2 separate regions of the Mus musculus genome follow, and region 2 is linked to region 1. The links are chromatin loops, found by intact Hi-C in ENCODE. Cell type or tissue: gastrocnemius. All regions are shown on one strand. Each heading gives the region's core, and the rest is flanking DNA. Links, peaks and the distances in the headings are about the cores only.

Region 1 (5,567 bases), core at 342-5,341:
AAAACCTAGCGAGCTCATCCCCGGGTCTTATCCTGGATCCCGTGGCCCCTAGATTTCTATTGCCTTGACATTGTGTCTGAGATGAACAGATCGAAAGGAAGGAGGTTTTATTTCGGTTCATGACTTCAAAGTCACTTGGCTGTCTTGTTTTGAGCAAGTAGGGAGGATCATCATGGGTTAAAGCAAAACTGTTCATCCTTGGTAGCTAGGAAAAAAGCAGAGAGAGGAGGAAAGGGCCAAAGTCCCTTATACCTCACTTTAAGAGCCTGCCTGGTACCCTGACTTCCTTGCCTTGTACTAGACCCCACCTCCTAAAGTTTCCATCACTCCCAATAGTGCTAAAGGCCAAAGACTGAGGTGTAGGCTTATAAGCCAGTGGGGGCATTTATGATCCAGACCATAACAGGTTCTAAAATCTTGCTTTCTTATTTCCACTGTTCAGAATCATCTTCTATTACATATTTGTATATAAACATGAATATGTGTACATATGTGTATATACATGAATGTGTGTACTATATGTATATATAAACATACATATATGTACATATATATTCTACAAAGCACCACATCCCCATATATGCATAGATATGCATACATGTACATATATACATATATATGTGCATTTAAAGAATGTAAAGAATATAAGAATGTATCTATTCTATCTTCCTAAAGGCATAAGTAACCACTGTGTATATTGAAACTTTGAATTGTTGCCAGTACTTTTAAATTAGAAAATTTCAACTTAGAATTCAGTGATTTTTTTTTTTTTTTTTTTTTTTTTTTTTTTTTTTTTTTGCTTCTCTTGAAAATACCTGGCAGTCTTGGGTCCATATTCCGTGATGCAAAGAAATAGCATGGGCTGTGCTACCCACTGTGCTTCCCTACTAGCTACGAGGGCTGTGTGTATTGGCTTCTTTTCTCCTCACTGACCAAATGCCCGACCAAAAGCACATTAAAAGAGGAAGGGGCTATTTGGGTTTAGAGAAGGGATACAATCCATCGTGGAAGTGGAGACAAGGTGGCAGAAACATGAGGCAGAGAATGTATAGGAAGTGGGTCTAATCTGTAACGCCTCAAGGCCCACCCCTAGTGATGGACTGCCACCAGAGAGGCTCTACCTCTTAAAGGGTTCACCTTTTCAAACTTGCACCACCACCTAGGGACCAAGGGTTCAGGCACAGGAACCCATGGAGGACAAATCACGTTCAAACCACAGCACTATGTAAGTTTAAGTTAAAATTAACTGAAAATCTCCAGTTCCAGATTACAGCAGCTAGGTATGACTAGTCGCTATTCTATTAGACAGTGAGGTCAGAGTACTGTCCCAGTGTAGGCTTTTCTGTCAGACAGTGCTGGGCTTGAACATGGCGCGTGGGGGGCAGAGGGGCATGCTTCAGTGTGTGAAGACCCCACCACTTGCTGGCATCATCTGCCTCATTGACCTCATCCGTTAAAATGTGTGTGTCTATGAAGGAGTTAGTAGCGTTTTTACCTGGGGCTGCAGGTGGAAGCCATTGCGCTGTGGGGAGCACAGCCCGAGCAGAGCCTGGGATGGGAGGAGCTATGGTCCTGAACAACCAGCGTTTGAAAACAGAGTAGCAAAGTGGGAGAAGAAATAGCAACTCCCGAAGGAAAAAAAAATACGGACTGTTTTAATCTCCACTGTGCCTTAACAAGCTGTATTTTTTCGGCTAAAAAATTAACTTCTGCCATGCAGATCCCACCAACCACACCTTGGGCCATTCTCTCTTTGTTCTCTATACTCCAGCTATATTGGGTTTCTTGGGTCACTGAATGTCCCAAACAACTCATTTCTTCGGGACCTTCACAATACCTCTCTGCCCTGACTACTCTGCACCTGGTGCTAGGCCAACTCCGCAAAGCCTGTGGATTCCAGGCAAGTGTCTCTTGAAGCCTTGGCTAGACAAAGCCCCGCCCTTAGAGTCCACAGTGCCTGGTCCCAGTCCGTGGCACTCGACACAGGATACAGTCTCTATATACTCAAATGGGCAGTGTTCTGTGTGTCTCTCTTCCCTGCTTGGCTATGCGCTTCCTGGGCACCAAAACCAGATGTGCTTTGGCCACTACTGTATTCCCTGGGCTAACAGAAAGCCTGACACAGAAGGAACACCAAAGCGGACACCTATTGCCGAAGGTCGGGTGGCTCTTCTGAATTCAACTTCAGCAGCATCAAAATGGAAGCAGCAATAACTGTTGCCCTAACTTTATAGATTAGGATAGCTTATTTTAAACTTGAGACCAAAAATTCATAAACATTTTTATCATATAAAGAAAAATGTTAGTTAAGTAAGTCTCTGCCATGAGGCTCCCTGGTGACCCCATTAAAAAGAGACATATCTTAGATCTCAGAGTCAGCCATAAGCTGGGGCCTCCGAGATATCGGGAATGAGACTCAAGGAACTGCAATAAGCTTTGCCCTCGTATCACCCAGTTAATTACTGAATGCCTTGTTTGTTGCTACTTTGAAGTTTAATTTGTTTTCATCTAACGCCTGATGAATTTCATTCCAACCGGAGGAACATTTTCTGTCTTAGCGAATCACCTCCAAATCAATCAAAAGGCAACAAACTTGCCAGGCCTTCCCTTCCCCATCTCTTAAATGAGAATAATTACCATTCTACGTAACACACAGGTTTATAAAGATCATGTGAGGTGACTCATGGGAATTCAGCCAACAAATCCTGCAAGGCGCGCGCGGGGGGGGGGGGGTTGGGGGGGACACGACCTCTTTCAGGAAAGTAGTCTTCTGGCTTCTTCTCCCAAATCTCTGTGCCTACAAATGAGAACTAGCCCAAGGCAAGAGGGAGCTTTACCTTTAAGAAGCATTCTGATATTCTGAGCTTTGACCCCCCAGTAAAGCCAGAAAGATAAAAGATAGAATTGCCAGAACTTTCAGCCTCTTCAGACTGGGCCTGGGGGGGGGGGGGGGGGGGCGGGGCAATGGCTGACTTTACTCACAATTGAGCCCCGGAGCACCAGGTGCTCCTGCCCTACCTAGCCTGCCGCTAAGAATGTCAAAGATGTCGGGGAGGGGGCGGGGTGTGACCTCAAGAGACACAGATCAGCTGGTGTGCAGCTTTTTACTCAGTACCCACCTCCACCCTGGCCAAGGGGAAGCTGCCAAGGAGCAGATTCACCTCCGTACAGCAGAGGGCAGTGGTGAGCTCATCTCGACCCATACCTAGCGCGGAGGGGAGGTTCTGCTGGGTGTGTTCAGAGCTCAGGAGCCTGGATCTGAGCTGAGCCCTCCTGCCCGTCCTCCTTCTCCCCAGACGCCGTGATCCCTTCACCCCAATTTAAATATTTACGCACACAGGCATGGAGACGCGGGGAGGCACATGCCGCCATATATTATTGTTAATAGAGTCGCTGTTGGCTCTCTCATGCAGACGCAACATAATAGCAAGCGTTGTCCAACGTAATCCCCATGAATTACTTATACCATTTAGCATCTAAATTGACCACTTCCTGTTTCTCCAAAATAAGACTGTTGCTTAAAGTTAGGGGGCCATGAGTCCATTTCACCAGGCACTTGGAGAGTCAGTGTGATTCAGTGAAGTATTCTGTTCTAGGCCCAACTCTGACACCGGCTGATGATGCTTGGGGCTTGTTGCTTTTAACCATGTGCTCCAGTTGCCTCTAACTCCTCCCTCCCCAAAAGAAAACATGGACTCTGGCCTCAGCATTCTGTTCATACTTTAGCCTCTGTGGCTGTGGGTTTCTCAGCCTCCTTCGTCATTCAGCGACAGGCAGGGGGGGGGGGGGTGTCCTGTCCCACTTCTAGTCCAGTGAGACCGAGGTGCTGCAGGGTAGGAACTTGGCAGAGCTAAGAGCTCGCTTCTTTCCTTTCTTCAGCCAGTGCTTAAATGAGTAATGGCACCTCGGTGGTCCAGGGCACCGTTTTAAGGTATGTGGGTTTATTTGACTAAATTAGAATGAGGAAACAGGTCAAAAATGAAGTCGGATGATGACTTGAAAGGAAACTGGATTCCTTCGGTCTTTTTTACCTCTGGTAGGTAGGATCCCAAAGGAGCCAGAGTGTCCAGAGGGATCTACAGCTGGGATATTAAACCTGCAGTTTGGCTGCAGGAAATAGGTTTAAGAGGGATGGGCTAGGGAAACAGCCAAATTATGAGGTTGATGACATTTCTGCTCTGTGTTTCTCCTCCCCATCCAGGGCACCTTCACGACCCATTTTCAGGGCAGCTATCCAATGGCTTCGTGGCAGACAGTCCCTCCTGACCACTCCCAGGCTCCTCAACCCCGCCCCCACAAAACTGCCCTGGTTTACTCCAGATCTCCACTTGATTGCAATGTAGGGGAATGCCTTTGGGTCCCTAAAAGACACTTTGTCTCAACAAATTAGGTGTTACTATCTATAAGGGCCAGTCCTGTGCTAGGAAACACTAGGTCATGGCCCTGCCCTTCAGCAGAGGAGTAGAGTGTGTGCCTTCCTGTGTTTGCTTCCTGGCTGTTCTTTACCTCCAGTAGGGGATCTGACCATTTTGGGTAGACTTGAGATTCAAGTTGGATGTAGGCCCTGCCCTTCAAAAGTCCCACACTGGTCCTGAGGAAACACTCACTGCCAAAACCATGGCTGCCCCACCTCCTTTACGCATTGACTTGAGCATCTGCACCCAAAAGCTCTGCACATCTTGTCCACATTCTATCTCGGGGCTCAAATGCCCTACTTATTGATAATGCATCTGAAAGTCTGTTTTCTTCCCTCTCCAAGAGAATTATGTAAACTCTCCTCAATGGAACCCTTTCCAAGAGAATTGGCCAATCCGTTGACTTATTAAAATTAACAACATGGTAAGGGAAGACACTTGGACTTCACAGGGGATAATCAGAAAATTAACCCTTTACAGGTTTTTTTTTTTTTTTTTTAATGTTCAAAGTACAGTGTCCTAGTGGGACAGAACAGGGATACACTCCTATATGGTACAACTACAGTTCCCCTCTACCCACACAATAGGACTCCATATTCCATTGTTGCTAGAAGTTCTAGATTTTTACCTCTTTGTTTGTTGTTAGGCAAGGCCTTACTATGTGGCCCAGGCTGCCCTTGAGGTCACCATCCTGCTGCCTCAACTCTCAAGTCGGGAGTCTACAGGTATACACAGCAATGCCTGCCTAAAGATGATTCCACCTAACAGAGCCATTGGTCTGGGGATTACCACGGTGGCCATTCTAAGTAAGCTTGACCTCGGCTAGGGTACTGGCAGCCATTCCCAGTGGCTCTGATCCATACATGTTAGCTGGGAAGAACAGGGGTGCCAGGTCTGTCACCAGAGCATTATATAGCAATATGAGCAGACATCCTTAGAATAGATTCTGGTCTCAGCTCTGCTAACTCAATAACCAGAGCCAAAGACATTCCCTTCTCCAAGGCTCAATTGCTTTTGACCTTGCCTTGGACGCTGACTACTGTGTAACTAGAATTTAATGAAGCAAGATTAAGGCTGTGAAGCAAACTCCTCTTAAGCCAATACTCTCACCATAATAACTACCCTTGGCTTTATTTCAGGTCTGTTCTGTAT
Region 2 (5,567 bases), core at 171-5,170, 390 kb after region 1:
CACATCAAAACCTGCTCACAAATGTTCACAGAAGTACCATTCATTTATAGTAATTGTAAAGTAGAAGCAACTAGATGTCTATCCACAAGTAATGCTAAACGAAATGCAGTATTCCAGTCTAGTGGAGAGTAAGTCAGACCTGCAACATGAGTGAACCTTAGAAACAATTTGGTAAATGACAGAAGCCAGACTCTGGAACCAGTGAAATAGTTCAGCAGGTAGAAGCACTTGCCACTGAGTTCAGACCTGAATTCAGAGCCCACAGAAAAAGGCTAGATGTGTGTCAAACATCTGTAATCTCACCCTCCTCTGGGGGGGTGGGAGGTGGAAGAATGAAGCCTGTGGGCCAGCTAGCCTGGAGTCCAGTACAGTAGAAATAAAAGAGACCTTCCCTCAACAAAGTGCTGAACCCTGATGTCTGTGACCATGGCACAGCCGTGGCACATTAGTACTACACATACTAATGCACATATACACATACTAATAATAATGAATATAAATAAGTGAAAATAAGCCAGACTCAAAATGTTAATTGTTATGTAATTTCTTTTAAATGTTCACAATAGGCAGATCGGCCATAGAAACAAAAACTAGGGTGATGCTTGTTAAAAGTTAGTAGTAGAAAAAAAATGAAGGCTGACTGCCTAATAGACACAGGATTTCATTTTGTAGTGTTAAATTTTAGGCTTATGCAACATGGTTGCCAACATTGTGAATGTGTGAAACCCATGGAATTATATACTTTCAAGAGGTTAAAATACTAGATTCTATACAAGGAGGATTTCCTTTCAAGATTTTATCTCATGGGGGCTGGAGAGATGGCTCAGAGTTAACACTGGCTGCTCTTCCAGAAGTCTTGAGTTCAAGTCCTAGCAACCATATGATGAGATCTGGTGCCCTCATCTGGTGTGTAGGTAGAACACTGTATACATAGTAAAGAAATATTTTTAAAAAAAAAGATTTTACCTCATGTTCCTTCTTTGCCTGAAAACTAGTGACTCAGGTGACAGCCAAAGTACATAGCATGGCTCCAGGCCAACACAGTGCTTTGCATTAGGCCTTTGAGCCTCATCTCCCTCTGCTTCCCATTTGATTTCCCCAGCCACTTGGGTTTTGTTTTGTTTTGTTTTGTTTTGTTTTGTTGTGTTGTGTTGTGTTTTGTTTGCAGCGATTTGCCTCTTCCTCACTGAGGTCCAGCCTGGGTACCCTGCTTATCATTGCAGACCCTTCCCACTCTCAACACAGCCCATTCCTCTCTGTCTGCAGTTGTCCTGTGCATATGGCACCTTCATGCTAATAAATCACTTTTTATGTCTATTCTATGTCTTCTTCAACAAACCTAAATTGTTCTGTAATGACCACTTAGCTATTTGTTGATTGAGTAATGTACAGTCACGTGCCCATGTCAGACTGCAAAATGGAGTGGTCACATAGCAGACCAGATAGTTCTCTCCAGAGCCTAGGCTCCTAGCCACAGAGTTCTACTATTGGAGTCCTCTTTGCATATTTAACAAGGAAATCTTTTTTTCTCTCCCCTTTATGATCAAGTCTGATGATTTGAAGAACCGAAAAGAGCCCCATATCTCAGCTTTAAGGTAAGCAAGTAATTACACTTGTTAGGTGCCAAATGTGTGTTAGGCACAGCACTGAGTTTTAAATATTAGGTCATAAAGTCTGTGTTGACATTTTTGTGTTTGGTAAAGGACGTAACAAACCCTAAGAAACTAGATAACTTCTTTAAGAAACTCAACAGAACGTGAGAGAGCTAAGATACAAGTTTAAGCCTTGGATCACTTGATCACCCTCTCTCTCTCCCTCCCTCCCATCTTCACACCCTCCTTTCCTTTCTTTTTCCCTTCATTCCAGACAGGGTCTCAGGCTGGTCTAGCACTGTCTATGTATGTAGCTCAAGCTGGCCTGAAAGTCACAGAAGTCCTCCGACCTCAGATTACCAAGTGCTGATTACAAACATGAGTCACCATGTCTGACTCCAAATTCTTAATAATAAAATGTTTGGCTTTCTTAGTTATGGATGAAGCAAAGTAACAATGGCGATAGCATTTTCTACTCGTGAAGCTAGGAAGTACTAAAAGTTACTTACACTCCAGTGTTGACAGGTAGATCCATTTTCATACTGCCACAGTACTTTAGAAGATACCCTTAAAAGTAGGTATTTAAAAAATTATTATGCTCATGAGTGTTTTGCCTGCTTGAATGCATATGCACCATGTGTATCCAGTACCCATGGACATCAGAAGATGATATAGGAACCCCTGGAACTGGAGTTCCAGATGGTTGTGAGCTGCCATGTGGGTTCTGGGAACTGAACCAAGGTTCTCTGCAAGAGCAGCTGGTTCTCTTAATTAGAGCCTCCTGTCGCTATTTGCACAAGTATGCACATTTTATAGAGTAGTCCTAAGATCACGACAAAAGAAAGAAGTGCTCAAAGAAATTTCCATACAAGAAATGACACCATTAATATATGTGTGTATTTTAATAAACATAATATAGTCACACTTCACTTTGTGAATACACTGATTTTTTTTTTTTATCTCTAAGATCTAGTATCCAGGATAGTTACTATTTTATTCTCTTGTAGTTAGCAACCTTTTCGCCCCTTAGAGATTCATAACAGTTACTCCCACCAAAGACATCTCAGATGCACTGAAATACAGTTTTCAATAGGAAAGAACTGCCACACACATAAACTTCTGTACATGTATACCGAGTAAAAGAGTTTCTTTTTACGTCTTTGGGCTTTCTTTTTCCTGTGATGAGCATGTGCTTTATAACAGAGAGCTGGGAAGTTGGTTTTTCTTTTCTCTCTGGGACGCTCGCATATATGGTAGCAGCCTGTGCAGGTTATTTCTTTTTCTTTCTTTCTTTTTTTTGTAAAGATTTATTTATTTTTTTAAAAAGATTTGTTTTTTGTGTTTTGTTTTTTTGTTTTTCGAGACAGGGTTTCTCTGTGTAGCCCTGGCTGTCCTGGAACTCACTCTGTAGACCAGGCTGGCCTCGAACTCAGAAATCCGCCTGCCTCTGCCTCCCGAGTGCTGGGATTAAAGGCGTGCGCCACCACGCCCGGCTTTAAAAAGATTTTTGTGTGTTGACTTTATGTGTATATGAGTACACTGTAGCTGTACAGATGGTTGTGAGCCTTCATGTGGTTGTTGGGAATTGAATTTTAGGACTTCTGCTCACTCCAGTCCCTGCTCACTCCGGCCCAAAGTTTATTTTTTATTATAGATAAGTACACTGTTGCTGTCTTCAGACACACCAGAAGAGGGTATCAGGTCTCGTTACAGATGATAGTGAGTCACCATGTGGTTGCTGGGAATTGAACTCAGGTCCTTCGGAAGAGCAGTCAGTGCTCTTAACCGCTGAGCCATCTCTCCAGCCCCCAGGTTAATTTCTTTCTATCTAGAAGTATTGCTTATGTGTTAGCTGTAAATCGTATTTCATACTAAATAGACTTTCCTCCTAAAGAGAAACAATTTCACTTTAACATATTTCATCTTATTGGTGCCAAACACCTGTCGTCTCTGGCTGAGCATCATTGCATACCGGCAGAGTCACAGCTAAGTGACTTGAGTGCGGAAAGTCCCTGACCATTACAGAAAGTTGCTCCTTTTATTTGCCATGTGTGTTCAGGGCATCCTCATGAATCACATTAAAGATGCCAAGGATTGGAGAAGACAGAAGCCTGTCCCTGTGATGCGTTCACAGAGTGCGGAAAGGAGCGTTCTGTAGCATCCCTTTTGGAAGTTGATGATACTAGTTGGTTTTTCAGAAGTGTTTATCCCCAGCCTTACCCCTACCATTGTCTGAAGACCAGTGTGGCAGCTGCTGTGTTGGCCCATTCTGCGTAAGTGGCCCCTGGGCCTTTAGACTTTGCTGAACACTTCTGGGGTTTTCCCAGCCAAGCACAATATCTTATAGAATGTAAACATTATAAGAAAATGGTAGTGGACTCTTTTCCCCAGGAGACTTACTATGTAGTAATTGACAGCACAATTGCATTTTATAGGAATTTCTGTTCCGTGCATTTGAATGAGCCAAAAATACCATGTCTGTACATAATATAATTTGATCACATGTAAATCTTTAAATACTTGGATTCAGAGTCTTTGTTTCTTGTTTGTTGCTGTATTTGTTTTTGTTATTATTGTTTTCAGATGAAATTTTCCTGTGTCGCCCTGGAGGGCCTGGCACTTACTGCAATCCTCCTGCCTTACCTTCCTCCACACTGGGATCAGAGTTTTGTACTACATGTCCAACAAAAGGTTTTAATTATCAAAGTTAACATTATTTCAAAGTTGACTAACGGAACTAGTTATAAATTGTATTAAAGAGTCTTCTACAGAAAGACCAGAAGCCTAGCTTAGCTTAAAATAGAAATAAATGTTCATTATCTTTTTCTACTTACACCCTGCTAGCATCAGAACATCTGTGGGTTTTGTTGACTGTTGTGTGATTAATTTAGTATTTATTGTTACTACAACTTAAAGTTATTTTGTGGGCCGTGTGTGTTGGCTCAGCTGGTAAAGGTGCTTGCCACCAAGCCTGATGACCTGCGTTCAATTCCCAGTACACACATGGTAGAAGAAGAGAACTAACTTCTACGTATTGTCCTCTTACCTCCACATGTCTTCCATGGTACATGTACACACACACACATACACACGCACTAAATTTAAATTTTAGAAAGGTCGTTTTATGATCTCCTGCAGCTGTTCACCCAAGTGCTTGTTAAGTGGCAGTAGTAGTGTTACTGGAGTCCCTAGCACTAACTGCTGAACTCTGGATCCAGCTTCTTGCCTTTGTGAAAACAAAGTAGCATCAAATACATAAAATGCGAAAATGGGTTTGTTGACAGTTATGTCCCAAAAGTGAAGAGAAAGCTGTTCTCAGTTAGGATACAATTAAAAGCCAGGAAAGGTGCACATGTAGATGTAACCAAAACTAGAATTACTTAAAAAAAAAAAAAAAAAAAAAAAAGCCAGGCGTGGTGGTGCACGCCTTTAATCCCAGCACTCAGGAGGCAGAGGCAGGCAGATTTCTGAGTTTGAGACCAGCCTGGTCTACAGAGGGAGTTCCAGGACAGCCGGGACTGCACAGAGAAACCCTGTCTTGAAAAAAAAAATCCTAATTTCAAGGGCACATCACTGCATTAGTATTAGTGCTTATGATACTGAGATTTATAACAGGAAATGCATATTTGATCTTAGTCCCCATTCCTGACACCAAGCTCCTAAAACTTAAAATGTTGAGATTAATAAAGGCAAAGGGAGAATCTTTTGTTAGGGAAAAAACCCTTTCTAAAATACCAGAGCTAAAGGTAACAGACAAGCCCCGAGTCTGGGGAAGGAGGGACAGTTGCCAAGAAGATAACTAAGAGGGTTACAGCTCTTGGCCCTAACTGTTCTACCTCCAGTAAAAACAACGAGGATGTTCGGATGAGGTAGGAGGATGCCACAAGTTTGGGTCTAGGATGAGCTTCGTAGTACATTGTAGACCAAGACTGAACTATAAGCATAAGGTCTTGTTTCAAAGAGAAGAAGGGCTTA

The links. Hi-C counts contacts between places; a loop is a spot of excess contacts. Peaks named below come from ENCODE experiments on the same cell type or tissue, not always from the same donor. Only the 100,000 strongest peaks of a DNase experiment are listed, where the experiment ranks them.
Region 2: it touches region 1 in a loop (2.3-fold over the local background); 6 of 42 quality-filtered maps call a loop at or near these places.

Annotation. Positions count from the first base shown.
Region 1 is chr8:93,658,750-93,664,316 of GRCm38, forward strand. The region is part of intron 3 of Gm26843 (a long non-coding RNA gene); the gene reads right to left. Among named protein-coding and RNA genes, the nearest start is that of Gm30606, 58 kb to the right of the region's middle. In gastrocnemius, for the core only: a CTCF peak has its summit at 3,172 (motif pointing right); a DNase peak (open chromatin) is centred at 3,174; H3K4me3 peaks cover 476 bases; H3K27ac peaks cover 530 bases.
Region 2 is chr8:94,045,724-94,051,290 of GRCm38, forward strand. Ogfod1 (2-oxoglutarate and iron-dependent oxygenase domain containing 1) reads left to right here. Exons shown (of 13, transcript NM_177767.4): 3 at 1,549-1,595. Among named protein-coding and RNA genes, the nearest start is that of Ogfod1, 11 kb to the left of the region's middle. In gastrocnemius, for the core only: no CTCF peak of the experiment used is centred there; a DNase peak (open chromatin) is centred at 2,316.